Regions from separate parts of the Homo sapiens genome. Here region 1 is linked to region 2. The links are chromatin loops, found by intact Hi-C in ENCODE. Cell type or tissue: IMR-90. All regions are shown on one strand. Each heading gives the region's core, and the rest is flanking DNA. Links, peaks and the distances in the headings are about the cores only.

The links. Peaks named below come from ENCODE experiments on the same cell type or tissue, not always from the same donor. Only the 100,000 strongest peaks of a DNase experiment are listed, where the experiment ranks them.
Region 1: a loop joins it to region 2, with 5 times the contacts of the local background. A loop is called at or near these places in 20 of 110 quality-filtered maps.

What each region holds. Positions count from the first base shown.
Region 1 is chr11:12,494,158-12,499,157 of GRCh38, forward strand. It overlaps PARVA (parvin alpha), which reads left to right. Exons shown (of 13, transcript NM_018222.5): 5 at 2,301-2,441. Among named protein-coding and RNA genes, the nearest start is that of PARVA, 120 kb to the left of the region's middle. In IMR-90, for the core only: a CTCF peak has its summit at 2,148; a DNase peak (open chromatin) is centred at 744; H3K27ac peaks cover 818 bases.
Region 2 is chr11:12,408,486-12,416,497 of GRCh38, forward strand. The region is part of intron 1 of PARVA (parvin alpha); the gene reads left to right. Among named protein-coding and RNA genes, the nearest start is that of PARVA, 35 kb to the left of the region's middle. In IMR-90, for the core only: a CTCF peak has its summit at 3,967 (motif pointing right); DNase peaks (open chromatin) are centred at 3,476 and 3,986; H3K4me3 peaks cover 226 bases; H3K27ac peaks cover 4,383 bases.

The sequences.
Region 1 (5,000 bases), core at 1-5,000, 84 kb after region 2:
CATGCTTTCTCATGTGCATGACCCTCCAGCACCTTTATATATTTACCAACCAGGAAGCTCTCTGAACATTTTCGGCCAGAGTTTTTATGAAGTGTCATTAAGTAGGCATAACTGATTAAATCACTGGCCATTGATAGTTGACCTCCAGCTTCCTTCCCCTTTCTCATGGGTCGGGGGTATGAGGCTGAATGTTCCAATCCTTTAATCATATGCTTGGTTCTCCTGGCAATCAGCTTCCCCATCCTCAGAGCTTTCTAAAAGTTGCCTCATTAACATAAACTCAGATGTAGGTGAAAGGGGCTTGTTATGAATAACAAAAGATGTTCCTTTTACCTTAATCATTTCAGAGCTTTTTCAGGAACTGGGGACAAAACCCAAATATTATAACCATAGATGCCACTATCATCTTTCAGAAAGTTACAAGGTTTTTAGAAGCTCTGTGCTAGGAAGGGAGATCAAGGAGGCAAGATGTATATTTCTTCTTATGTCACACCATTTAAAAAAAAAAAGAATGAACTAGACAACTGTGCAAGAAAAAGTTATTGACCTAGAAAACAGACTCAGAGACCTAAGCTGAAAATCTGTTCAATGCCAGATTTTAAATATGAAAATGTATAGACAATGATGCAACACAGCAGAGCTAGCAAATAAGTGGCTCCTCCTCACTCCTCTCCTCCCCACCCAACCCTCTCTCACAACAGTCATCAGTAATCTTTGCCTGCAATCTTTGCCTCTGAGCCAAGATAAGACCAGAAGGTTCTTAACCTAGCATTTTGGGCAGCCTCTATCCAATGCTTGTAGTTGCAAAGTAAGATTAAAATAACTTGCTTCTATAGAGACAATTACATCATCTGAAAATAATGGGAAAAAGTGAAAGAAAATAACTTGTCATTTTTTCAGTAGGAGAGGATCCAAGATAAGAATTCAGCCTAAAAATGGATAAGGCACACACAAGGTCTCTTCAAGATGTAAGAAGAAGACATTTAGATTTATTCTTGTTAAATCCCTGAACTTTAGAGATAAAAATGGCTTAAACAACTAAAGAGAACATTTCAGGCCATCACAGGTAAGAATAGCTTGAGATTGTCCTACTGAGGTGCTTAAAAAAATTCGCAAATCCACAGAACCTGCATAAATTCTCCATTGGGCAACTTTATCTTCAAAGAATGACTCAAGGGGCATTTGGCTTAGATAAACCACAGTTACTTAAAAATAAATTATGTAAGCATTAGGGAAAATATTGATACATAGTAAAATTTAACTTGTATAGCAGCCCTTAAAAATTAGGAGAAAAGATATTTTAAATGTGTGCAGTTCTGTCAATCTTAAATTAATTAGAAGTGATTGGGTGAGTTCCAGTGGTAGGCAACCAATTTCCTGTTAAGGAGTCCAAAGTTGTTTTTTTCTTTGTAATAGATTAAAATATGAATTTAGATTAACAAAATGATTAGACTGAGTTTTTCCTTTTTTTTAAGTATTAAGGTGTTATGTCATTGCATAAAAAAAAACTATTGATTTTAAAACACACCATTATATAAAAACCACTCAGAAAGAGAAAAATCACTTTAAGCTATTACTCAATGCTTTCTTGTTGCTGAGAATTTTTATTTTATACTTTTTGAAGGTGCTCATGTAGGCTTATTGAGACATGTAAGTAATCATACTGTGAAGAGCTACAAGCAAGTTCATGCCCGTGGAGACAATGATAACTCTTAGACCTTCCACCTAGCTGGCAGCCATTGTAGGATGCCAGTAAAACACAACCTGACTTTAAGGATGTTAAAATGTGAAAAATATGTGCCTTAGAATTGATTAAATATGACACATTAAGTAAGTTACCTTCCAGGTGGGTTTAAAAGGAAAGAAGGTACTTAAAACAGATAAGTATGATTGGACCTGACCAGACTGTACTACAGGAATGTACAAAATGCCTTGACTAACTCTACAGAGAAGGCTTTCCAGTCGGAGCACAGAGATGTCCTTGGAGAAGATAGAATTGAAAAGAAGGAGAAAACTCCAGAATGATAGAGTTCAAATATGACAGGCTAGGTTAAATGCCCCTGGGATCTGGGGATTCAAGTCATGATCATGAGGCTCTCACAGTACTGATGCTGCTGGTGCCACCATAAGGTGATGAGGGGACAGCAGTGTCCCTCTGCTGGTAGGCATCCAGTATCTATTGTTGCAAGAGTGCATGCATGCATGAGTGCATGAGAGACCGAATAACTGAGTAAGTGCATGCAGTAGGGTTGTCTGGGGCCCAGCATAACAGCTGTTCTCTTTTCCCTTGTCACCCTCAGAGAAACTGGAGAGTGAGAAGCTAAATGTGGCTGAGGTCACCCAGTCAGAGATTGCTCAGAAGCAAAAACTGCAGACTGTCCTGGAGAAGATCAATGAAACCCTGAAACTTCCTCCCAGGAGCATCAAGTGGAATGTGGATTGTGAGTTGAACAAAGGAAAGGGGCACCATTAAACAATGCCTGTGGTCCCTGCCATGGGGCTTCCCCAAGAAGCCATCCATAAGCTTGGCAGGCTTCAGGGGAGGGGGTCAAACTCATTTATCTTTGAACAAGTTGCCCCGCTTCCTCAGAACTTGGAAGAAGTTCCATCCATACCCTTGGGGAAAAATAACAGAATGTCAAAATCTCACGTTCCTCTTCTGTAAAAGGCTTTGCATAGAAACCTCACGTGAAATGGGGAAGGGAAGGAAACTCATTCACTGAGCTACTTCTTCTAAGTCCCAGCACAGCCTTTTGAGAAAGCTGTTGTCTGCAGCTTGGAGAGGCTTGGGAAGCTGAGGTCCCCACATTCACACAGCTGAGAAGCAGGGAGCAAGGATTCAGTTCTGTCTATTCCAAAGCCCGCGCCCTTCCAATCCCCCTTCATTTTCTAGAAAGAGCAAAGATATGGCTGAGATCATAGGCACTGAAACAAGATGTTAAAATTCAGCTTTTTACAGGTAGCATAGCTCAGAGACCTCAGAAAGCATAAATTATTAGTTTATAATAATTATTAGTTTATAAATTATTAGTTCATTTACTGCTCCAAAGGCCCGGTGTCTAATACAGACTTAATGAGTCCCTATCAGAATTAATCAAGGGATTAGGTGAATCTAGCAGTAGCAACTGGATTCCAAAGTTTATTGTAATAGATAAAAATATGAATTTAGATTAATAAAAGATTAGATTAGACTGTGTTTTGCCTTTAACTATTAAGGGGTTAAGTACTATGCTTTATTGCGTCTAACTTACACAACTTAAAATCAACAGCCCCCTACAAAAAAAAATACTTTTCAAACTTGGGAAAGCAAATGGAGTCTTCACCTCTAAAGTTAGAAACCCAGTAACTGCCAGTCACAATCCCTCCAGCAGGTCTCTAACATCTGACGTTGGGGCTGAGACACCAAGTGCCTCCTCGGCATAATTACACGTTTTTGTGCACAGCATGATCAGCTGCTTTGCACAGCAGTGACGCTGGGAACAGGGCACAGGGCGTTCTTTGCCCGCAGAGGGAGACACCTGAGGGCAGGAGGAGGGGAGGCCGTGCCCTGGGCCCTAGATGCTATCAAGGAGAGGGGCTCTGTTTCACTGTGTTCCAGGAATGCTAGTATTGTCAATGGGGGAGAACAAGGCAGGGCAGGGAGGTTGATGACTAGTTTGGGAAATGTATCTGCATTTTAAAAATCCACAATAGTCATAAACATTAGAGAAGTCCTCTAATGAAGACTGCTGTTTAGTTTGGTTTGATCCTATCTCCCGCTCCTTTGAATAGGGACCACCTCCCTGTACCCCTCCAAAAAAAACAAGTCAAACATATTTAACTTATCATGGCACCCAATTTGGGAAAGTCTGAGATAGAAGAACAGAGTCTTTTATTACTATTATTATTTTTTTGTAGAGACAGAGTCTCACCCTTGCCCAGGCTGGAGGGCAGTGGTGCAATCTCAGCTCACTGCAACCTACGCCTCCCAGGTTCAAGCGATTCTCATGCCTCAGCCTCCCGAGTAGCTGGGATTACAGGCGTGTGCCACCAAGCCCAGCTAATTTCTTTTGTATTTTACTAGAGACAGGGTTTCACCATGTTGCCCAGGCTGGTCTCGAACTCCTGAGCTCAGGCAGTCCACCCGCCTCGGCCTCCCAAAGTGCTAGAATTACAGGCACAAGCCACTGTGCCCAGCCTAGAACAGGGTCTTTTAAAGCCACATCAAGAACATTGTCTCCAGTGGCTTTGAATGATTTGTTTGGTTTATGCTTACTTTAATTTCTTACGGGGAAATGTGTGCAAGAAAAATCATCACTCGTATTACCATGCTAATCTAGCTTTTCATTTGTTTGTTTTCATTTGTTTCATTTCACTGTTTCATTTGTTACTAGTTACATCACTGCATCATTTTGCTTGGTCAGGTCATATACACTTTTTTTTTTTTTTTTTTTTTGAGATGGAGTCTCGCTCTGTTGCCCAGGCTGAAGTGAAGTGGCACAATCTTGGCTCACTGCAACCTTCGCCTCCTGGGTTCAAGCAGTTCTCCTGCCTCAGCCTCCTGAGTAGCTGGGATTACAGGGATGCCCCACCACGCCCACCTAACTTTCGTATTTTTAGTAGAGACAGGAATTCGCCATGGCCAGGCTGGTCTCAAAGTCCTGACTTCAGGTGATCCACCCGCCTTGGCCTCCCAAAGTGCCAGGATTACAGGCGTGAGCCACTGCACCTGGCCCAAGTCATATACATTTTTGTGTTTTGTTATTTTTCGCTTGATCTTACATCACACGTATTTTCTACATTCCCTCGTGGTCTTTGTAGTTAAAATTTTTGATAGCTGTTTCTATTTCATAGGGTAGATATCCCACTGTTAACTTAAACCCTAGGTTGATGCCTATCCTTTTAGGATGTTTCCCAACCTATTTCTAATATCAGATAGCACCAAACTGAATGTCTTAGCTTGTGCCTCTTTTTGCTTGAATTACTCCCTTTAGATAAATTTCCAGAACTGAGATGGATTA
Region 2 (8,012 bases), core at 1,607-6,606:
TGTTTTCATCCCTGTGCCTCTCAGCCAGACCCTGTGATGAAGAGGTCAGGGATGGTTCCTTCGGAGGCTGGGGTGTAGAGTACATGCTTTGTTGGAATCCCAGCTAACTAGTTCTGGGAAGTTGGCCATATCACTTAGTTTTTTTCATTTATCCAGTTCAGAACTGCTCACTTAACAAATATTTCTTAAGACCCTACTATTTACTAAGCCCTATGTTAGGGGTTGGAGGATATAGCAGTGAATAGGGTAGACTAGGTTTCTGACCCCATGGACCAGACAGGCAATATAAAACAAATAATGATAATTTTAGATAATAGTGGCTTGGTGGGAAGCGGGGTGGTCACTTCAGAGCAGATGGCTAAGGAAGGCCTCCCTGAGGACAGATATTTCAGTGGGGATTGGAATAGTGAAGTGGGACTAACTATGATCTTGGGAATGAATGTTCCAGAAAGAGGGGTCAGTAGGTACAGCCACGAGAGTTCAAGGAACCAAAAGGAGGCCCCCATGGCTGAAGCACGGAGGACCTGGGAGAGGCCGAGGGGGATGGTGCTAGATGTTGGGCCAAAGGTAGGTCCCACAGGGCCTTGCAGGGCCACTGGAAGCCTATGAATTTTCCTAAGGACATATGGAAAGTCATTAGAGGATTTTAGCAAGTGAGTGACCAGTTCTGGTTTCTTAACAGTGCCTGCTTCATTAAACATCAAATACAATTAAGTAAGGTTATATATATATAATATGTAGTGGTGTGCCTGGTACACAGAGATGCTTCAGAAGAGGTAATTATTGTTTTCACATTTTGGAGACAGAATGGTTATCTCCTACAGTTTGACCTTAAAATCTGGGGTTGTGGTAGGCTGAATAGTGGCAGCCCGAAAGTGTCTATGTCCTAATCCCTGGAATTGTAGGTATGTTATCTTCTATGGTAAAGGAGAATTAAAGTTGCAGATGGAGTTAAGGTTGCTAATCAGCTGGCCTTAACATAGGGAGAGTTTCCTGAGTTATCCAGGTGCACCGAATGTGATCACAAGTGTCCTTAAAAGTGGAAGAGAGGACAGAAGAAAGAGTCAGAAGGAAGTGTGACTATGGAAGAATGGCCATGAAGATGTGACATCACTGGCTTTTAAGATGGAGTAAGGGGCCACAAACCAAAAAATAGGGGTGGCTGCTAGAAGATGGGAAAGGCAAGGAAATGGATTCTCCCCTAGAGCCCTCAGAACGGAATGCAGCCCTGCCAGCATGTTGATTTTAGCTCGACTTCTAACCTCCAGAATTGTGAAATAATAAATTAGTGTTGTAAGCCACTAAGCATTTACTAATTTGTTAGAGCCACAGTTGGAAGCAAGTACGAAGTTTTTGCACCAAACATTGTCAACTGCAGTTTAGTACATTCCAGTATTACCCTTGACCCATGCAATTTTAATTCTTTCTTGAGTTCACTGCCTATTAATTGGTACCTGCTACATGCCAGGCTGTCTGAGACAGCATCTTTGCTTTTGCAGAGTTGACTATCTAGGGGACTTGCTATTGTTTTCTGTAAACTCTAGGAGTACCAAATTCCAAATGTGCCTCTAGGTGGCACATAGTAGCCTCTCAAGTACACTGGTGAAGTGACTCCCACTTTTAATTGATCCAGGAGGGCAGGAGAGACTACAGAGCTCATGGTAAGGGATTAGGCTCTCAGCCCTAGGCATCTCCGGGCTGGGCCACCCAGGCCCCCGGGACTGCAGGGCAGGGATCAGGTTTGCCTTGTGCTGGCCTGGGCTCTGCTTGAAGTCCTATCTGCCCTTTCCTCATCTTCAGGGCTCAGCCCACAGGCCTCCTCCAGGAACACCCCTGCCTACCCCAGGCCACAGGAAGCATTCCCTCCAAGGTCTGCCTTTCCCCCCGGCAGGGACTCCGGGCCAGCTGCTCCATCTCTTGGGCTGCGGTTATTTTCTCTTTACTGTCGGCTCCTGTCTGTGGAGACAGGCCTGTGCCAGGCATACATTCAGGGGCTCAGCAATGCCTGTGGTTTGATTGGTTGGGTCTAGATCCGAAGGATTGCTATACGAGGGCTTTTGCTTTATCCTTTTAGGGAAGTTCATTCTCTCTCGTTGCTTCTCCTCCTCCTTTTGGAGACATCACTAGAAAATCTCAGCAGCAGGAGCCCAGTGCCTACGCCAGCCCATCTTTCACACTGTAGCTGCCAGAATGTTCATTCCCAAACCAAACTCTGACCTAGTTCCTCCTCCAGTGGAAAACTACTGAGGATCCCTTCTTCTCCCCACCCCATCTATAGCTATGGCTTTCAGTGTTAAAAAGAAAGAAATAAATGAAAGTTATGTGGACCCTTCTTTTTCAATAAAGTATCGCATGGAATGTTCATCATTAAGCATCTGGACTCTGGCATCAGACAGACCTGGGTCCAAATGCAGGCTCTGCCACTTACCTGTATAACCTCAGGCAAGCTGTCTAACCTCGCCGTACCTCACTTTTCTCAGCTGTAAAATGGGGGTGTGATACTGACGATCCCTAGTTCATGAGGCTGTTGTGGAGATCAAGTATGGTACTTAGCAGAGTACCTGGCCTGGTATAGCTACCAAATAAATGTTAGCTAATGTTACTAGAGCACAAGTTAATTTTCTAAGTTCTAACTTATAACAGTTATAAAGCTTATCAGTGACAATAATTTGGCTGTTTGGATGAACAAAGGATTTTTAAAAACAGATTTCACTTTTTATTAGGTTGCTGCAAAGGTAATTGCGATCTTTGCCATCTTAATGGTAAAAACCACAATTACCTTTGCACCAACCTAATAGAACAGTTTTAGATTTACAAGAAATTGTGGGATAGTGCAGAGAGTTCCCATAGGCCCTGTACCCAGTTCCCCTATTGCCAACATTGTACATTGGTATGGTACATTTATTATAATTAATGAACCAATGTTAATACATAATCATCAACTAAAGTTCATACTTTATTCAAAACTCCTTAGTTTTTCCCTAATAGATTTCTTTTTCTGTTCCAGGGTTCCACCAGGGAAGGTACCATAGTACATTAGGTTGTCACGCCTCCCTAGGTTCCTCTTGGCTATAATAGCTTTTTTACTTTCCTTGTTTTTGATGGCCTCGGCACTTTTTAGGAGTACTGGTCAGGTGTTTTGTAGGATGCCCCTCTACTAGAATTTATCTGATATTCTTCTCATGGTTAGACGGAATTGAACACAGAAATGTAAAGTTAGCAGATTATGGATGACCACTCCAGTTTTCCCTTGGTCTCAGCATCCATGAAATTAGAATCAGATGTTTATGGGGAGTCTAAAAACATGGTTTGAAAAATCACTGGAGAAGATCAAGTCTACACTCCCTGGTGTGACCTACGAGGTCTTCTCACTCCAAGCCCTGCCCACATCACCAGCCTGCTTTATCACTCCTTCCTGCTGCAGGCACCCCCAGCTTCTCAGCATTCCCCTAATAGGTCCGGGCATTGAGGCATATCGACTCATCCCCCAGGAATGCCTTCCCTCCTTTCTCTGCCTGCCTAGTTTCTTTCTAATCTCTATGCAAAGACTCTAAGATCCAGTTTAACTTATCCTTCCTCCCTGATGCAATTCCCACTTTCCTTACAGAGACTGACACTGTCCCTAGGGTTCCCTGGGCACATCTCTCTATTGTCTTTCTCAGCTCTCATGTCTGCCTCTTCCTGTACACTGGAAGCTTCTTAAGAGCAGGAGCTGAGTCATAATCCTCTATTCCTCATGTCCAGCGTGAGCCTGGCACACAGTAGGTGCTTAAGAGATGCTTAATGAATGACTCTTGATGTTAGAGAAAGGTGCCATTTCTATACCATCTTTAACACAGAGCATGTTGCCTTCATCCTAAGAAAATGGGGTGCCCCAGTGGATGATGGATACCAGAGATTAACCCTTGGGTGGGTCTTTTAAGGCCGTTTTCTCCCTGCCCCAGAGGGTGTGGGAATGAGGTGTGAGTATGGAAAGGACCACCAGGGGGCTCCGGGATGCAGTTCACCAGCCCAGGCCGAGAGGAAGGCTCAGTGGTGGCTTCAGCAGCAAGCCTGGGTCTGGCAGAATCCTCAAAGAAAGTGTGTCAAAAGAGAGGTCTGTTTTGCTACTGATGTGCCAGGCTCTGTAGCAAGGACAGGATGTACCAGCCTGTTCTTTAAACATGTGTGGGCCCCTCACTGTCCTTTGCCCCAGAGGTCCCAGCCTACAGAGAAAGGGACAAAAGATCCTGAGAGCCAAGAAAATAATATTTGCAGGAAAAATGGTCTTGTTATATGCGCAAGCAGACCTTTACTTCATTCAGACTTCCTAATTTCCCTTTCCACGCCAGTGTTAATAGTTCTCCTTGGATCGCAAACTCTTAATAGATATTCCTAAGGCCAAAAGTATCACTGAGAAGTTGGAGCCAAAATCTCAGGGCTTTTCTTTTGAATTCTATAAGAAGAGGGGAAAACAGCTGAGTTAATCTGAAATAATGAAGCTGGAATTAGAAATTGCTCTGGTCAGTAACATCCACTGTTTTGTTTTTTTGTTGTGTTATTAAGAGTAATAATAACAATAGCTCTTGTGCATTGGGTGCCAACTCTGTGCCAGGCATTGGGATGCAGGCGTCTGCCTGTGCCAGGCATTTGTCTTTGGGCATACAAGGGGAATTAGGCCAGGATAATCTCTGCCCATTCTGCCACAAAGATATTATCTCCATTTCATAGATGAGGAAATTGAGGCCCGGGAACATTGCATGATTTGTTAAGGCTAGAAATCAGATTCTGTCCAGCTTCAAGATCTGAACCCTTTCCAATCACCCAAACATGCCTCAAAAGGATATAAAATAGTTGCCAATCTTAAAACATGACTGTGCTCCAGGGGAAGGGAAGGGATTATCACACGAGGCAGAAATGTATAGGCATTACAAGTACATCCATCATTAATAATAATGACAAAAGGATGAGAATATCTTACTGTTTTGGGCCATGGGCTTCCTAGCATTCATGTAGGCAAATGAAAATACAGAGGGATGTCTGCTAGAATGCGATATGGTTTGTATTCAAAAGATTCTTGTAGTTTACTTTAAAAGCAGTGTTATGATGGAACCTGTACACTCACACATTTTTAAGAAGCAGACTCCTCCTTCCAAGGGTTTTGACCCAGCTGCACATGATCTTACGTGCACCTCTCCTCTGCTTTAACCTCAGTAGTCAGGTGAGGTGCCCCGTAGGCTCCAGGGAGCTGGCACAGGCGGCTCCTTGTCCTGAAGGCTCTCTTGCCTCTATTTCCCAAGGTGGGGATTCTAAACAGCAGAGCCCAGAACCAAACTTGGAGAACACTCGAGCCCCCAGCTGAAAGACATTAATCACCCATGGACAGGTTTCTTGAACAGGAGAAAGTTTGTAACCAGAGAACAAAGCAGTTTCTGCACAAAACAGTAACTTAAGGAGGATATTCAAAAACCTCTTGGACTTTTGTCTCATGCCATAGCCTAAGTCCCTCTCAAAGCTGCCCACATTCTCAGGACCAGACGTGTACCCTGCCTTTGGCTGGGCCCCTGGGATTCCAGGGCCACACGGCAGCCGTGCGTGGCACATCTTCAAGTTCACTTCTCCAAGCTCTGGGACTCTCCCCGTGCCAGCACAGAACTATTAATTATTTTTCTCTGTCAAACCTTTGTCAGCAACTTCATCCCAAAAGAGGAGGTTTATTTTCCCTTCGGCAGTGTTTGTGACTCTTGTAAATAAGAGATAATTACACTCCAGTTTTTAAATTAAAACAAAAAGAGCTAGAGATGCCCGTTAGGAGTTTACATTTTACAACAGCCCACTTCCTTAGTCAAAGATCCAACAGACTTAGTTTGCTGAGTTTTATGCAGATTCTGAGAAGTTTGAGTGGTTTAAATGCGAAACTTTTGTGTTAGCCGCCTGAAATGCCTTCGCTTTTGCTTCGAGTTAGTATTAAATAATTTTTAAATTCTTTCATCTTTCAGCGCTGCTGGAGGATCTTAACGCTCTAAAACTGCAATTAAAATGTGAACATTAAGGAGTTATAAGGTTAAATGAGAGAATGTATCAGAAAGCGTTTGGAGATGTTTTTATTGCACCATGATCTGACTTGGTAGCCGGAGAAATGCATTCTTGTCTTATGGCTGCTGAAAATTTCATTTTTTTTTTTTTGTCTCTAAGTTTGTGCTTGGAAAGTGAAAATATATTCAAACGAGTCCTTATAAACATTTGATCTTGTTTTCATATGAAGTGAAAAGAATTGTGAAAAGTAATTCAAAACATGGAATTAGATTCTTACAGCGTTAGTTGCGTGGAGCCATCTGCAGGGCTAGGCCAGGAGTTCTGTGGGTTATGGCCAGCCCTGGATCGATGTGAACTAACATCTAATTAGTGGGCCTGGTGGAAGTTGGCAAGCCTTTGGACAAGAAGGCTTTGGGGAGGTGAAGACATCTTTCCTCCCTAAGGAGGAATCATCCCACAGTCTCAAGGGCAGTGTTCTTCACAGAATGTAAGGGTGGACCTAGCGTCGGCTGTCAGGAACCAGCCTGGGCACTGGTGGGCTGGCTTAACCCCTTGTTTTCCATCCCATCCCAACACCTTGATGAAGTGATGTGTTAACAACAGGAAAGGCAATATTGAGAATGTCATGACTTAGGGAGAGAGTTTATTTGACATGTCAGCTGCAGGCTGTGCTTACACAGATGGGCGTTTTGGGACTGGAAATCTGTGAATACCCCCAAAAGACATTATGAGGCTCATGGGAGCAAAGATGGCATGAGAAACTTGAAACTAGGATTCCAGCATGGCAGAATAAGAGTACACAAAGTTTCGTGTGTCATATGCTAAGCTTTCTCCTAGGCCTTTCATTTTTGTAAATCAGAGGAGAAAGCCGTATGTTGACAACCCTGCATTTAAGACATACCAACCACTTTGACAATGAAGTGGTGTGGCCTTGCCCTCCCCATCCCCTCCCCCACCCCAACATGTGCTTCAATAACCAGGCAGCACTCCCTGATGTCATCAATACTTAGATTTATTGGGAGGGACCAGGAGAGCTTTAGTCTATGAGAAACAATGGCCAGACTTTACTCTCAAGGGGAATCAGCCTTTACATCATCTGAGCCTAAGATGTTTTCTGGACTACAATATATATTATCACAGATCTTAATTTGAGACATACATGTTAGAATAATTTCATTTTGAAATATGGTGGTAGTAAAATTCAGCATTAACATGAGCAGTCAGTAATTCAAATTTTATTTGCTCTGATATCAAAGGGATATCTTTCTGCTCCCACCAGCCAGGAAAAAGAGAGAGAGAGAGATTAGGCATTTTGCTGAGTACTTTTTCAGCCCAATTTTATTTAAAGATGAAGCCTTGTAATTGATTTGTTTGGTCTCTGAAACCCACAAGAGTCCCGCATAGCCCCCTGGATCTTGGTGAAAAGGCGTAGCGCCTTCTCTACTTAGCTGTTGGCACTAATCTATGCTTGCCTTATTGGGGGCAGAAAGTTTGAAAACTTAGAACTGTTTATAACCTCCATTTGTTTTCCCTTTCAACATCATAATGCTGTGGTGAACTGGCTGTTTTGGGAAAGAGGTTGAAAGTGGAATGATTGAGGGGGAATTTTCCCCCTTGGTGAAACTGATGGACTAGCACAGTTTTAGAAAAATTTTCATCCGTAGAATAATTTTGGCCATTATGAACATAAATGGCTTTGTCACCCGTTAGCAGGCAGATAGAGCATGTGTTTCACATTATTAATTCGAGGCAACGTTAGGGCTGGTTGAGGCAGCTTTTAAGAAAGCAGAGTCTACACATCCCCATCTTTCATCCAGTTCCACCTCAAGAGACAGCATTCAAACTGTCCCTAGCGGTAGAACAGCCCCTCTGGTGGAAATGCTGTGTGACATGAATCTTGCCAAAAACTAATGGATCATTTACAGGAAATAAGAAGTTGAAGAGAAGGATGAGTTAGTAGACTTCAAAGCAAACTCATTTCCACAGAACCTAAATAA